2 separate regions of the Homo sapiens genome follow, and region 2 is linked to region 1. The links are chromatin loops, found by intact Hi-C in ENCODE. Cell type or tissue: K562. All regions are shown on one strand. Region 1 overlaps TSG101 (tumor susceptibility 101). Region 2 holds the start of SAA4 (serum amyloid A4, constitutive).

What was found. Hi-C counts contacts between places; a loop is a spot of excess contacts. Peaks named below come from ENCODE experiments on the same cell type or tissue, not always from the same donor. Only the 100,000 strongest peaks of a DNase experiment are listed, where the experiment ranks them.
Region 2: a loop joins it to region 1, with 2.7 times the contacts of the local background. A loop is called at or near these places in 16 of 110 quality-filtered maps.

What each region holds. Positions count from the first base shown.
Region 1 is chr11:18,517,990-18,525,989 of GRCh38, forward strand. It overlaps TSG101 (tumor susceptibility 101), which reads right to left. Exons shown (of 10, transcript NM_006292.4): 2 at 1,530-1,614. Among named protein-coding and RNA genes, the nearest start is that of TSG101, 5.0 kb to the right of the region's middle. In K562, a CTCF peak has its summit at 4,588; a DNase peak (open chromatin) is centred at 4,612; H3K4me3 peaks cover 347 bases.
Region 2 is chr11:18,230,588-18,238,587 of GRCh38, forward strand. SAA2-SAA4 (SAA2-SAA4 readthrough) reads right to left here. Exons shown (of 6, transcript NM_001199744.2): 4 at 5,249-5,343; 5 at 1,808-1,946; 6 at 768-1,077. The coding sequence ends at 915. SAA4 (serum amyloid A4, constitutive) reads right to left here and starts at 6,215. Exons shown (of 4, transcript NM_006512.4): 1 at 6,130-6,215; 2 at 5,249-5,343; 3 at 1,808-1,946; 4 at 768-1,077. The coding sequence starts at 5,339. The coding sequence ends at 915. It also overlaps a transcript of SAA2 not described here. In K562, no CTCF peak of the experiment used is centred here; no DNase peak of the experiment used is centred here; H3K27me3 peaks cover 964 bases.

The sequences.
Region 1 (8,000 bases):
TACAAGACTTTATAATGGAGTCTTTGTCAGTTTTGATAAATGTATTTATTCTTTTATATGCAGTAAAAACTATAAAATTCTAGCTCCAACCATTTTTCTCCCCACTGAAGCCATTTAAAAACTAACTTTAATTTTGGTAATGTGAGGCCTTTGTAGTTCAAAATACCATTGTACATATAGTATGCAGACAGAAATAAGGTAGGCTGAGATGAGAAGGAATCGTGTCCTAGGTTTGGAAGAGGACTTTGGGTTCATGTCTTTATTGTTCAGGAAATGCAGAACTGATTGCCCCTCTGTTGCTTCCCACCTCTCTTCACCAGTTTCCTAATGTTTTCAAAGCCTTGGAAGCAAATGAAATTTAGAAAGTCTCAGCTACAAAATTCAGTTCCTTGCTTTCAGAGCTAAGGGACTCACAATGGACAAGCAGCAGCATGGGTTTTCCCTCGGCCCTGGCATATTATTTTCAAGGAGACAGGGTTGAAGAAATTATGTTAGGATTTGGTAGGGACAGAAAAGACTATTTTAAAATAAGGAAAACTCCAAGCGTTGTCTTGCCTTACAACTTTGTCTCAATAGAAAGTAGAGACAAACTGTTATGCTTACCTACTCTACAGAATTAAAGACCACATTAAATAACATTTTCCTCATCTATAAAATGAAAGGGACAGTCCAGAGTATAGTTTCGCAAAATGTGTTCCTGAAAATATAAAGAGACACTATGGGGGCAGGGAGGTTCAGCAGTTAAATAACTTTAGGATGTATTATACAATATATTCTTGCTCGTCTCGGTGATACACAACACATTAGCATACTAAAGGCTCTGATAAATCTTCATGCAATGAAACTCAATTTTGTTTAATCCATAAGTTGCTCAAGCTTAACTATAGAATTCTGCCTCTACCCCTGTTCCCAGCATAACTAAGGGTCTACAGACAACACTTTGGGAAATGGACTAAATTATCTTTAACATCCCCTCCTAGGTTTAAATTTGCATAGTTCTATGTTAGAGGTTTTGTTTTTTATTTTTTTGAGACAGGTTCTTGCTCTGTTGCCCAGGCTGGAGTGCAGTGGCCCGATCTCGGCTCACTGCAACCTCTGCCTCCTGGACTGCCTCCTGGACTCAAGCAATCCTTCCACCTCAGCCTCCTGGGTAGCTGGGACTACAGGAGCACCAGGCCAACTTTAAGTATTTTTTTGTTGAGACGAGGTTTCACCATATTGCCCAGGCTGGTCTCAACCTCCTGGGCTCAGTGGTCCACCCACCTCAGCCTCCCAAAGTGCTGGGATTACAGAAATGAGCCACCACATCCAGGTACAGTATTTTTTTTTAACATAAAAAACTAAAACTAAAGAAATATGAAATGTTTTTATTAGATCTTCTAATTTGCTACCCTCCAACAGTTTTATTAGGCGGTGGTGCAATCCCACAATTGAAAAATCCACAAACCTCAAATGGAAAAAATTACAATCATTAACAAAGAGAGTAAACTCAAAGTATAGAAATTGCTATTTTTACTGCATAAACTCACCATATGAATCCAAAACAGGTTTGAGATCTTTGTATAGAGTAATAACATTGACAGTTTCACGTACAGTTAGGTCTCTGTATTTGTACTGAAAAGCAAAATCGCATAAGAATTTAGTTTAAAACCAATGCATATATTTTACAGCTGGATGAATTTTCTTAAAATCTCTTCCACTAATTGTTAACATTAATGAAAGCCTGAAAGAACCTAAAAAACCCATAATACTATTATCACACTAAAATAATCACTATTTTCTTAACATCAGTAAATATCTATAGTCTCAAGTCATGTTTTTTATGTTCTCAGTTTGAATCAGGATCCAAATAAAGTCCACACATTGCATTGGTTAAAACGTCTCAATAATTTATATTATTTAACTCACCATTAATAGCTTTTTAAAGATATAATTCACATACCATATAATTCACACATTTAAAGAGTATAGTTCAATGGTTTTTAGTACATTTGGAGTTGTGTAACCACCACCATAATCAACTTCAGAACATTTTCACCATCCCTAAAAAGAAATCCATACCCTTTAGCAATCACCCCCCATTCTACTTGTCCCCAGCCTTCATCCTAGACAACCACGAATTTACTTTGTCTCTACAGATTTGCTTATTCATACAATGTGATCTTTCATGACTAAATTATTTCACTTAGCATGTTTTTGAGATTATCCACGTTGTAGCATTTATCTGTATTTCACTCCTTTTATTTATTTTGGAGACAGGGTCTCGCTCTGTCGCCCAGGATGAAGTAGAGTGGCACAATCACAGCTCACTGTAACCTCGAACTCCTGGGCTCAAGTGATTCTCCTGCCTCAGCCTCCCAAGTATACAGAACTACAGGCATGTGCCATCATGCCCAGCTAATTTATTTTTATTTTTGTAAAGACAGGGTCTTGCTATGTTGCCCAGGCTGGTCTCCAACTCCTGACCTCAAGCAATCCTCCTGCCTCAGGCTCCCAAAGTGTTGGGATTTACAGGCACGTATGGCCCACTTCTTACTGAACATTTTATTCACCTACTGTTCAGCTGAAAAATACTTAACTGATGGGCACATCTCTTTTTTGCTCCTTAGAATTTATTTCTTAAAGAAATTTGTTCATTTGTCCTACAGAGGCTCTCACAGTTTGGAATGTGTTAATTGTATCCCTTTAGTATAGTTTCATAGATATATGTTTCTGTGAGTTAGTTGGATCTAGAGGTTATTTTCATGATTACAAAATTTCCGGCCAGGCGTGGTGGCTTACACTTGTAATCCTAGCATTTTGGGAGGCCGAGGCAGGCGGATCACGAGGTCAGGAGTTCGAGACCAGCCTGGCCAACACAGTGAAACCCCATCTCTACTAAAAATACAAAAATTATCTGGGCGTGGTGGTCCGCACCTATAATCCCAGCTACTCAGGAGGCTGAGGCAGGAGAATCGCTTGAACCCAGGAGGCAGAGGTTGCAGTGAGCCGAGATCGTGCCCTTGCACTCCAGCCTGGGTGACAGAGCTAGACTCCGTCTTGGAAAAAAAAAAAAAAAATTTGCTTTTATATTTTTCTCCTCTTCTCTGGTAAGATCACTTCATAGAGGATAACGTTTTTTCATCATGGAGCACAATATATCTGAGTATCTCTGTGATATCAGCAACCACTGATGCTCAACGTCTAGAGACCTGGTCTCTTCAAATCCACTCCAATTAGGCTTCTACACTCAGCATTTCACTGAAATTGTTCATTAAGGTCACCAATAACTGCCACATGATATGTAATGACCAATTCTACCTTTGTCTTACTTCACCTGTCAGCAGTATTTGACCAAGCTGATTCAGCAATATTTGACCAAACTGATTCCTTTTTTTTTTTTTTTTTTTTTTTTTTTGAGATAGGGTCTCACTCTGTCGCTCAGGCTACAGTGCAGTGGTATGATCATGGCTCACTTCAGCCTCAACCTCCTGGACTCAAGTGATACTCCCACCACCGCCTCCCAAGTAGCTGGGACTACAGGCATGCACCATCACACCTGGATAATTTTTAAATTTTTCATAGAGACAGGATCTCACTATGTTGCCCAAGCTGTTCTCAAACTCCTGGAAGTGATCCTCTCAACTCAGCCTTCCAAAGTGTTGGTATTACAGGTATGAACCACTGCACCTGGCCCCTTCCTTTTTTTTTTTTTTTTTTTTTTTTTTGAGACAGCATGTGGCTGTCACCCAGGCTGGAGTGCGGTGGTGTGATCTCAGTTCACTGCAACCTCCACCTCCCAGGCTCAAGCAATCCTCCCATCTCAGCCTTCCAAGTAGCTGGGACTACAGGTATGCGCCACAGTGTTTGGCTAATTTTTGTATATTTTTGATAGAGCTGGATTTTAGCATGTTGCCCAGGCTAGTCTTGAATTTCTAGACTCAAGCAATCTGTCCACCTCAGCCTCCCACAGTGTTGGGATTACAGGCATGAGCCATCATGCCCAGCTCCCTTTCTCTTAAAACATGTTCTTCATTTGATTTCCAGGACATCAACTGTTCTCCTGCACTCTGTGCCTGTGCCTTCTCAGTCTCTTTGCTGGTTCGTTCTCTTATCCTAACCAATTATTATTGAGCACAGGCTAAGTCCTTGGTCTTCTTCTCTATCTAAACTCATTCCTTTGATCTCCCTCATGGTTGAAAATTAATTTATATGTTGAAACCCTTAAATTAAAATTTTCCAATCTTAACCTCTTCTCTGAACTCCAGAAAACATATATACAATTACCAATTTGACATTTCCCTTGGATATCTAATAAATGTCAAATTGAACATGACCAAAACTGAACTCCTCATCTTCTCCCCAAATTTACTTCTCCAGTGTCTTCCATATGTGTATACATACATATCCTTCCAGGTGCTCAGGCCAAAAACCATGACATTATCCTTGATGCCCTCTCTTTTCTTCACATCCACAGCAAATCTGTCAAAATATCCTGTTAGCTTTGCCTTCAAAATACATCCGGAATCTCCACAGCTACAGTCCTGGTCTAAGCCACCAGCACCTCTCACCTAGATTACTGCAACAGCCTCCTTACGTGTCTCTGCCTCCATCGTTAACCCCCTACAGTCTAGTCTCAGCATAGCATCTAGAGTAATATTGCTAACAGCTGAAACACAGCAACGGCTTTTCATCATACTCCAAGTAAATGCCAAGGTCCTTACAATGGCCTGCAAGGCCCTCCAAACCTCCCATACCATTGATGCTGTCTAGACCCATACCACCACTTTCCTCCCTTGCTCACTCCAGTCTAGCCACCATACCCTCCTTTGTTGTTCCTCTATCATGCATGACAAACTTCTGTCTATGAGTCTTTGCATTTGTTTTTCCTTCCTTCTGAAATGTTCTTACCCCAGATTGTTCCAGGTTTGTTTTTTTCTTGACAGGATCTTGCTCTGTCACCCAAGCTGGAGTACAGTGGTGTGATCACAGCTCACTGCAACCTCAAACTCCTGGGCTCAAGTGATCCTCCCATCTCAGCCTCCCAACCAGCTGGGATTAGAGGTATGCACCACGCCTGGCTAATTTTTTTATATTTTTAGTAGAGAAGAGACAAGGTCATGCTATGTTGCCCAGGCTGGTCTGGAACTCCTGGCCTCAATGTGATCCTCTAGCTTCCGCCTCCCAAAATGTTTGGATTTCAGGTGTAAGCCCCATGTCAAGCACACAGTTTCTTTACCTCTCTCAGGTGAGCTCAAGTAGATTTTTTCAGAAAGACCTCTCTTTACTATCAGATATAAAACGGTGACTCATCCCATTTCCACACCCTAGCATTCCCCATTTCTTCCCTGCTTTATTTTCTCTAAAGCACTTATCACTTTCCAACGTACTTCTTGATGTATTTATTGAGTTGTTTATTGCCTTCTATAAGAATTTAAATTCCAGAAGCACAGTTTCTTTGTCTGATTGTTCACTGTTGCATCCCTAGAACCTAAAACAGTGAGGGACATATCAATCTTTATTTTATTATTTTTATTTATTTATTTGTTTTTGAGATGGATTCTCGCTTTGTCACCCAGGCTGGAGTGCAGTGGCGTGATCTCAGCTCACTGCAACCTCTGCCTCCCAGGTTCAGGCAATTCTCCTTTCTCAGCTTCCCGAGTAGCTGGGATTACAGGCGTGCGCCACCATGTCTGGCTAATTTTGTATTTTTAGTAGAGATGGGGTTTCACCATCTTGGCCAGTCTGGTCCAAAACTCCTGACCTCAAGTGATCCGCCCACCTCAGCCTCCCAAAGTGCTGAGATTACAGGCATGAGCCATTGCACCTGGCCAATTTTGTTATAGTTTAAAATGTTTATTTTTTACTTTTTGAGACAGGTTCTCTGTCATAGCTCACTGTAACCTTGAACTCCTGGGCTTAAGTGATCCTCCTGCTTCTGCTTCTCAAGTAGCTAGGACTACAGGTGCAAGCCACGAAGTCTGGCTGATTTTTAAATTTTCTGTAGAGACAGAGTCTAGCTATGTTGCCCAGGCTGATCCTGAACTCCTGGCCTCAAGTGGATTCTCCCATCTCTACCTCCCAAAGTATTGGGATTACAGGCATGAGCCACCACACCAGGCCCACAGTTTTCTTCTACTCATTTAGCAGTGACTGTGCCTCTAGAAATGCTGTAGATAAACTATGTAAAAATATAAGTGGCTGTATGTATGAAACATCTAAAGTGGGAAGTTGTTTCTGTAAAAGAAGAAGGACTAATCTGGTATAAATATATCTGTTAATTGCAAAAATAACAGAGAAAGGTGTTGAAAGTTATGTTGAAGTTGGGAGCTAAGATAATGCTCAAGGGAAAAAAAGACCTTTTATAATAAACACATAAAACATAAGGCAGGTGGCCAGAGTACCATGATGTGTGTGGAGAGCCTACAATCAGATAAAGAGAAAACAATAATGACCTTCACCCTAGCTATGTGTTCAGGGTCCTGGCTAACAATTCTTACATCAGACCACACCAGCTGAAAGGAAAACATTTGAAGCCCTTCTTTAGGAGGAAGGAGCCCCACAACTGCTTCTATTACTTTACTTCCTATTCTTACCTGTCTAAAATTCATAGGTTGGACAGTACTAATGCTGATGCTCAGAATCGTCATAATCACATACAGGAGTCTCAATTTTCCAGATATTGAGTCAAGGACCAAAAGGCAGGTAGGATGCCCTCTCCCACCTCTTCCCTACCTCTGTTTTTGTTTCTAAAGTAATCACAGGTTGGGTGGAGGGGAAGGCAGGTAGAGGTATAAAATATCTTCTGAACATGCCTTGCCTTTGTCTTTGATGGCAGGTTTCTCTAGGGAAGCTTAGGAAACTTAATTAGGGTATAAAAAATAAGCTAATATTTGAATATTCTTGCTCTTTATATGAATATACATACATTAAGGAATAAATCTTTTTTTTTTTTTTTTTGAGATGGAGTCTTGCTCAGCCACCCAGGCTGGAGTGCAGTGGCCTGATCTCGACTCACTGCAACCACCGTCTCCCAGGTTCAAGCGATTCTCCCATCTCAGCCTCCCGAGTAGGCTGGGATTACAGGCACCCGCCATCATGCCCGGCTAATTTTTGTATTTTAGGAGACGGGGTTTCACCATGTTGATCAGGCTGGTCTTGAACTCGTGACCTCAGGTGATCCACCCGCCTTGGCCTCCCAAAGTGCTAGGATTACAGGCGTAAGCCACTGCGCCCAGCCCAAGGACTAAATCTTAATGACTATGCTATCAATTTAAAGATCAAAAATGTCATGGAGGCCAGGTGTGGTGGCTCACGCCTGTATTCCCATCATTTTGGGAAGCCAAAGCGGTGGATCACTGAGGTCTGGAGTTTAAGACCAGCCTGGCCAACATGGTGAAATCCCGTCTCTACTAAAAATACAACAATCAGCTGTGTGAAGTGGTGGGCACCTGTAATCCCCAGCTACTTGGGAGGCTAAGGCAGGAGAATCGCTTGAACCTGGGAGGCGGAGATTGCAGTGAGCCAAGATCGTGCCACTGCACTCCAGCCTGGGTGACAGAGCAAGACTCTAAAAAAAAAAAAAAAAAAAAAAGAGTCATGGAACAGATACTCTTCAGTTACATACTATGTAAAACAATATACCGTTTTTTTCAAAAAGTGATATATAAAAGTTACAACATGGATCTTTACCTGGGTCACAATCTTCTATGGCTTCCCATATGTCTTCTATAACTAAGGATAACAAGTTTATCAAAACAAAACCAAGAAGCCTAAAATATACGATTACACAACCAATATATGCTTTATTTTGAAAGCTGTCATTTTCTCCTTAGAGATTATTTGGTCTTCAATCAAGAACTATGGGGGCGATTTAACTGGAAAAAGTCTGTTTTTAAAAAAGTTTTACACATAATAGTGTGTTTTATTAAAAATTGAAACCGCTTAAACCGCTGATTGCTACCATTCTTGCTTTGACAAAACTATCCCAAGCTAACACGTTGAACTGGTCAAGACTCAAC
Region 2 (8,000 bases), 290 kb before region 1:
CTCTGTCATACAAGCTGGAGTACAATGGAGTGATCATAGCTTACTACAGCCTTGACCTCCTGGGCTCAAGCAGTACTCTAGCCTCAGCCTCCCAAGTAGCTGGGAATACAGGCACATGCCATCATGTCTGGCTAATTTTTTTGGTTTTTAGTAAAGATGAGGTTTCACTATGTTGCCTAGCTGGTCTTGAACTCCTGGGCTCAAGCGATCCTCCTGCCTCAGCTTCCCAAAAGGCTAGGATTACAGGCATAAGCCACCACACTCAGCCCACAATGTACCTTCTCCATAAGGAAAGAGCTCACTGGGGGACAAGGCCTAGAGGCAGAGAGTGGACAGGATGCAATGAATTGGGCAGTACAAAGTCTGTATACAGAGAGGCCTGGAAACTGCAACAAAATAAACTGTGAGGCCCTGAAGAAGAAGTGGGAATTTGGGGGTAGAAGTCCAATCTGAGATACAGAGGAGACTGATGGAAGACTGCCCAGGGCTGTGCCAGAGCCATGACTCCAGCCACTCAGAAGCCCAGGATGATGGTCAGTGCTTTGCCGGCTTAGGCTTACTCAGGAGGGGAAGCTGGGGCCGAAAATGACCAGAGAAGCTTGGCTTGGGTCATGTGAGGAGCCTGCATAGTTACAGGCCAGCTGGGAGTCCTTGGTCCCCCTCAGTCACAGGCTCATCTGCCATGGTGCTGTTTATCTTCCATATGGCCTCAGATGACCATTCTTCCCAGAAAGTCTGCCTCAATGTTCCCAGTTTCCACCAACAAATTCAATTTGACAAACATTTATTGAACACCTCTAGGTGCCCTATACCAGTTCCTGGGGACACAAAGCTCAGTGACCCTGTGTCCCTGTCTGGGGGGAGAAGTGTGTGGCTCACAGCCCAGTTTCCCTGAGAGCAGAGGAGCAGGAAGCTCAGTATTTCTTAGGCAGGCCGTCAGGTCTGAAGCGGTCGGGGTCTTTGCCACTCCGGCCCCATTCCTCAGCTTTCTCGTTGGACTTCGAGTCCTCCAATACAGTGCTGCTGTTTCCAAATAAATAGCAGTCTATTAATCCCTGAAGATAGACCCTGGAACGGCTGCAACCCAAAGAAAGGAGACAGGAGATTAATCTCTTGACTCACCTGCTCACCTGAGACAGCTCCACCTGCTAACTCCCTCCTCTTCTCCCACCCAAGTAATGACTGAGAGGAGGCTGGAAAACTCAAGGAAAGGGGAAGAAAACTATCAATCTTCTTGGGCAAAGGCCTAAGTCTACTGATACTTGCGCTCTGCAACAGAGTGCTTTCCCTTTTTTTTTTTTTTTTTTTTTTTTGAGACAGGGTCTCATTCTGTTGCCCAGGCTGGAGTGCAGTGGCTCAATCATGGGTCACTGCAGCCTCGACCTCCTGGGTTCAAGGGATCTCCCACTTCAGCCTCCTGAGTAGCTGGGACTACGGTGCATGCCACCACGCCTGGCTAATTTCTTTTATTTTCTGTAGAGATAAGAGTCTTGCTATGTTGCCTAGGCTGCTCTTAAATCCCTGGGCCCAAGAGATCCTCCCACCTTGTCCTCCCAAAGAGTTGGAATTACAGGTGTGAGCCCCTGCACCCAGCCCCTGCAACAGTGTGCTTTCAAGACCTCTCCTCAGTTCTTACTTTCCCTTGTGGGTGAAAGGAGACATGTCTTCACCAGCCTTGCTCTGGCTCTGCCAGCCACCCAGACCCCAGGAGTATGTGGAGGAGGGGAAAGAGCCACAGGTTCTCCTGACTCTCAAGACAGATAGGCACTGCTGGCCTCTCACTGGAGTCCCCGGGAATCTGTGTTACCTGATGAGTTTAGCAGCCCAGACACCCCCAGGTCCTCTTTGGGCAGCATCATAGTTTCCCCGAGCATAGAGATATCTGTTTGAATTTTGGTGATTGGATATCATTATGTCCCAATAGGCTCTGCCCATGTCCCCAACCCCTGGAAAGAAAAAAAATGACAAAAATGAACCCAGTGACATACTGGAGAAATGTAGAAATGAACATTTTCCACTGATTTCCAGATTTTGGCCCTTGACAAAATAATCCTTTGAAATCATACGTGGAGATAAACATTACTTCCTGTGAACAGCTTCCCTGAGTAACTGTAAGGAAGGTGCTTTTCCATGGATTACATTGAATTGTATTGGTTGGCAGTTGTCATGCCCTGGGCTACATCTTACATGGGTCTGTGTGTGCTGTGTACAAAGAGGGGACGCTCATGTGAGGAATGCTTTTCCATGGATTACATTGAATTGAATTGGTTGGCAGTTGTCATGCCCTGGGCTACATCTTACATGGGTCTGTGTGTACTGTGTACAAAGAGGGGATGCTCATGTGAGGAATGTCACAATGGAGAATAGTACTACAGATGTAAGATCCAGGGACATTACAAGGGACTTGGTGAGAAGAGGAGGGGGCTGCACATCTACCATAGCCCATAAGAAAAATACATCCTTACCAGCTGAGTGAGGACAACTAGGACTTGAATAAATCTGACTGCTATGGGCATAAATGGCACAAGAAAGCCGAGGGAATGGGCAGTACGTGATGAGGTGGAATGACCTGAGAGAGCTTCATAGGACCTGGATAATCAGACTTATCATGAAGGGCATGAATGTAAATGTTTAACTCTCTGCCCTGACAATTAAGTGTCAGTTTCCACATTCTTCAGTTGGGGGGAATCATACCTACCTCCCTGGTGGACTAAATGAGAAGATAAAATGAGGTAACATACATAAAATGCCTAGCATATTGGAATACTTGATGCAAATTGGATTCCTGTTCCTATTAGTGAAGGGCAGTAGTGACAATAAGATACCACTATACACCCAACAGAATGATAAAAATTTTTAAAACTGACAATATAAATTGTGGGCAAAAATGTGGAACAACTGGAACTCTCATAATTGTTTTGGGTTTTGTTTTTTGTTTTGTTTAGTCACAGTCTCCCTCTGTCACCCAGGCTGGAGTGCAGTGGTGTGATCATGGTTTTCTGCAGCCTTGATCTCCTGGGCTCAAGTGATCATCCCACCTCAGTCTCCTGAGTAGCTGGGACTACAGGCACCTAATAACACACCCAGCTAATTTTTTTTTTTTTTTTGGTAGAGATGGGGTCTCACTTTGTTGCTCGGGCTGGTCTCAAACTCCTGGCCTCAAGTGATCCTCCTGCCTTAGCCTCCCAAAGTGCTGGGATTACGAGTGTGAGTCATCATGCCCAGCTCTCGTAATTGTTCATGGAAGTGTAAATTGGTACAATTTTGGGAAGCTGTTTGCTGGTATCTACGAAAGCTAAATTGACATGACTATACCTTATGACTCTACATTTCCATTCCTGAGTGTATACCCACAACAGAAACGAGGGCTTATGTACACTAAAGTACATGTACACCAATGTTTATTACAGGTTTAGCCATGATAGCATAAAACTTTAAAAAGCCTAATTATCCAATAATGTAGGATAAATTGTGATATCAGTATACAATGGAATACTATGTAGCAATGAAAAAGAACAAAATATTAATACACATGACAAATGCTGTCATGTATATTAGTATGTCGTAATGTTGAGTGAAACAAAGCCGGATACAAAAGACATATTCTGTATGATTTCTTTTATTCAAAGATCAAACACAGGGACACTAATCAACAATGATAGAGGTAAGAATAGGAGTTACCTTTCGTGAGGGTTGTTAACTGGAAGAGGGCATGAGAGACCCATCCGGGGTGTGTGAAATGTTTGACATCTTGATCTGATGGTGTAATATGGATGTTTGTATGTGTAAAAACCTCATCAAGCTATACTGTGTACTATATGTAAGTTATATATCATTTTAAAGTTTTTAAAAAGATTAGTGGAAAAATAGATGTTTGAAACAGGTCTAAGCCAGGAAGAGCTATAGAAAATGTCTATCAGTGCCTGTGTTGTTCAATCAATAAATATTTTTGAGTTCTGCTGTGGTTTACGTGTTACCAAGTTCTTTAAACCAACTCACTTGGAAAAAAGAAAAGCTGTGATAAATAGTTTTAATTGTTACTTAGGTACTGTGTTCTAAGGGATATTTCTCACTAACTTCATGTATTATTTTGTGTCTGTAATTTTGTCAAATAGTTTATCTCTGGCATGGCATGACTGTCCTTTCTCTGATGCATGCTTTATGTTCATTCTATGTTTTCCAGATCTACTAGCAAGAGTTTTCTCCAAGCATCTGACAGATTCTGTCACTGGGTGACAGAAAAACCCAAGACAGTTGTTCTCATTGGCATTGTGCTTAAAGTAACCTGGGGAGTTTTTCAAATGCTATTCCTAGTCCCACTTCACTTCTAAGATTCTGACTCAGTAACTATGAGAAGAGGCTTCAGAGTGTACTTTTAAAACAAACACCGGCCGATTTAAATGCTGGTGGACCATACAACAAATTCTGAAATACACTGACCTAAGGGAAAAGATATTCTCTACTATGTGCAGAAAAACTTAGTACATGCTACCAAAACTTTTTAAAAACTATTTATAGAATATCATTTTTAAAAGCACAAAATGCAGAAAAAATGAAAATTTATAAAATTTCAATTGAAAAATTACAAAAAATTCAACTACAAAATTAATAACAACACATGAAGTTCAAAGTATTGCATAACCTGACAAACATAGTTTTCCCATTTTAACAGCTAGTCAATAAGATTCGTTTCCCATCCAGAATGGCAGAAGTCAGTTTCCCAGCCGTATCTCAGCCCTCCTGTGGCTAATCAGTAGAAATTTGCTCTTTTTATTTATGGATAGAAGTTAGGGCTTAATTTTCATAAGCTCTGCATCCCAAGCATTGGCCATTTGCTTGGGTACAGGATGGGATTTCTCTACTCTCTGCTAGGCATGTCTCAGTCTTGGAGTATAATTGTGAACTCAGTATATTCCCTGAGGTGGATGAGCTAAATAAACATCATGCCCTGAGAAATCTGCCATCTGTAAATTTCCGCAGTGGGAGATAACCCCCTGGAAGTTTTTATCCTTCTGCACTCTACACCAAGAGTACAGGCTGGGCCCAAAGCATCTTTAACCTCTCGTCTGGAAACCCCAAGGGAGGGTGATAAATCAGACCAGCCTAGAGGAAGAAACAGATACAGAAAACCACACTCCTGCTCTGACCTCTGTGTGGCTTCTCTAAGGAGCACTCACATCCAGTGAGTATGTGGCCCCTGCTCAGAATGAATCCTGGGTATGTGCCCTCCATCCTCCAGAGTTCTTACCTTGGAGAGCCTCCTTGAAAAACGAACGCCAGCTTTCACTGGTGACTCCCATGACCAAGGAGCAGAAAACAATGCCTGTGAAAAGCCTCATTGTGCTGAAGAGAAAGAAAGACAGGGGCAGAGGATCATAAAAAAAAACACAGATCTATGTTTTGAGGACTGAATTTCTTTCCTTTTTTTCTTTCTTTTTTTCCTTTTCTTTCTTTCTCCTTCCTTTCTTTCTTTCCTCCCTTTCTTTCTTTCTTTTTTTTTTCCTATTGCCCAGGCTAAAGTGCAATGATATGATTAAGGCTTACTGCAGCCTCGACCTTCTGGGCTCAAGTGATCCTCCCACCTCAGCCTCCTGAGTATTAAGGACTACAAACGTGCACCATCACACTCAGCTAATTTTTTTTTTTTTTTTTTTGGTAGAGACAAGGTCTTGGTATGTATGTTCGGCCCAGGCTAGTCTCGAACTCCTGGCCTCAAGCAATCTTCCTACCTCAACCTCCCAAAGGATTACAGGCATGAGCCACTGTGCCAGCCAAAGGACTGAATTTGAAAGACTAATTCCCCATTTCCATTTGTTTGTATGAGAATCATAACTGCATGAAAGATTGAAACGGGTTTTAAGAAGAAGCATAAACCCTTAATTCTCAGCCCAGATCTCTAGAAAGAATAAGAGGATTCCAACGTGTTATTTGGTCTGTGGTCAATTTGTCACCCAATACAGCAGACTAAAGTCAATCAAGAAGCATTTCCTGAGTTCCTACTCTCCTCAGCACTGACCCCGTAATGAGGTAGAAAACACAGTTTCTCTCCAATTGAAATTTGACAATTATGTGAGAAAAGGATCTCAAAAGAGTCAAATAAGAGAAATTACTCCTTGGAAGAAACCTCACCTGTGGACCTTTCTCCAGATGAAATTTCAGTAAAGGCAGAGCTGCTGGTATCTTCTGGCCGTGGAGCTATAGTTGGTACCTCTGCTGGCTTTGGCATTAATGGGAGAACGGTTTTAAATCCAACAACCTGCCTTGCCAAAGTCCTTTTTGCTCAATTCTTTGGGTATTTTAAAAATTAACATATTGGGTAATAGTGTTTCCTTATCTAGAAGTAGTTTTCCAAATTGGGTCATCAAGGTATTTATTTTCTGGCAGTTTTTCTTAATTGCCACTTTTCCCTCTTTTTAGTTTCCTGTATCACAGAAGAGTTGTATTTGCAAAATCCAGTGTGGGAAGACAGAGGTCTTTCTCCACTTTCTTCTCTTTGTGTCTTTCCATTCTTAACTGTTTAGTAGGAGGTCTTCCCAAAAAATTGCACATAGATATTATGCTGTAGGAAGTGATCAATATTATTAGCAAAAGAGATGTTTGCTTGTCTCTTGTGACTTCTCTCTAAAGAATGTAAGGACACAGAACAAGCAAGACTTGACTGTACCATTCATGGGATGAGGTAATGATTCTGGGAGAATACAAGGACAGGAATAACACCAGAAGATCAAGGGTGAAGGCCTTTGAGGCATAAAAACTCTTTTTTCATATAAATATGTATTATTCTGCACTTTCTTTTAAACTTACTATTTATTGGAAGTCTTTCCATGTCGGGCTTGTTGCTTTTTTTTTTTTTTTTTTTACAGCTACACAGTATTCCATTGCATGGATGGACCATAATTTATACAATATTAATGGCTGTTTTGACAGTTATTAACCTTTTGATATTACAAATAATGGTGCATTTATTAACCTTGTACATATGTCTCTTGCACATGTACAAATATATCTCTAGGATAAATTCCTACAGAAGAAACTCCATGGTGAAAAAGTATCAGATTTTATAAATTTTTTGTTTGTTTGTTTGAGACAGAGTCTCACTCTGTCCCCCAGGCTGGAGTGCAGTGGCATGATCTCAGCTCACTGCAACCTCCACCTCCGGGGTTCAAGAGATTCCCCTGCCTCGGCCTCTTGAGTAGCTGGGATTATAGGCACATGCCACCACATCAGGCTAATTTTTCTATTTTTAAGAGAGACGGGATTTCGCCATGTTGGCCAGGCTAGTCTCGACCCACTTACCTCAAATGATCTGCCCACCTCGGCTTCCCAAAGTGCTAGGATTACAGGCATGAGCCAACGTCCCTGGCCCTAGATTTTATAAATTTTTATATGTTGCAAATTGCCTTCCATGAGGGCTGTATCAATCTCTACTCCCACCAGAAATGAGTGAAAGAACTTGGTTCCACATTGTCTCTCACACAGTATACTCTCAAACTTTTTGGTCTTTGAAATTGTGAGTAAAATAAAACTCAAAGTAATTTTAATTTACATTTCTCTTATTATGATTTTGGTTTCACATCTTTCCACATGTTTAAGAGCTATTTCTATTTTCTAGGAATTGTGAATTCATACCTTCATATCAAAGTAGTCATTTTTTACTGGTTTATTGTGTTTTTATTTATCACATTAGAGAAACTTTTTATATACAGGGAAAATGAGTATGTTATCTAGGATATGAGTTACAAATATTTTTCCCAGCTTATTTATCTTCTGATTATGATGGCTTATGTTCTGCCAAAGAAATTATTTATGTTCTTGTCTTTATTAATATTTTCTTTAGTTGTCTTCTCAATTTCATAGTATTTGAAGAGCTTTCCCTACTTTGTTTTTTTGTGGTTTTCTTAAACTCAAATGTTTTTATTTCATTCCTTTTTAAAAATTTTTTGTGGGTACATAGTAGGTGTATATAATTATGGGGTACATGAGATATTTTGGTACAGCCA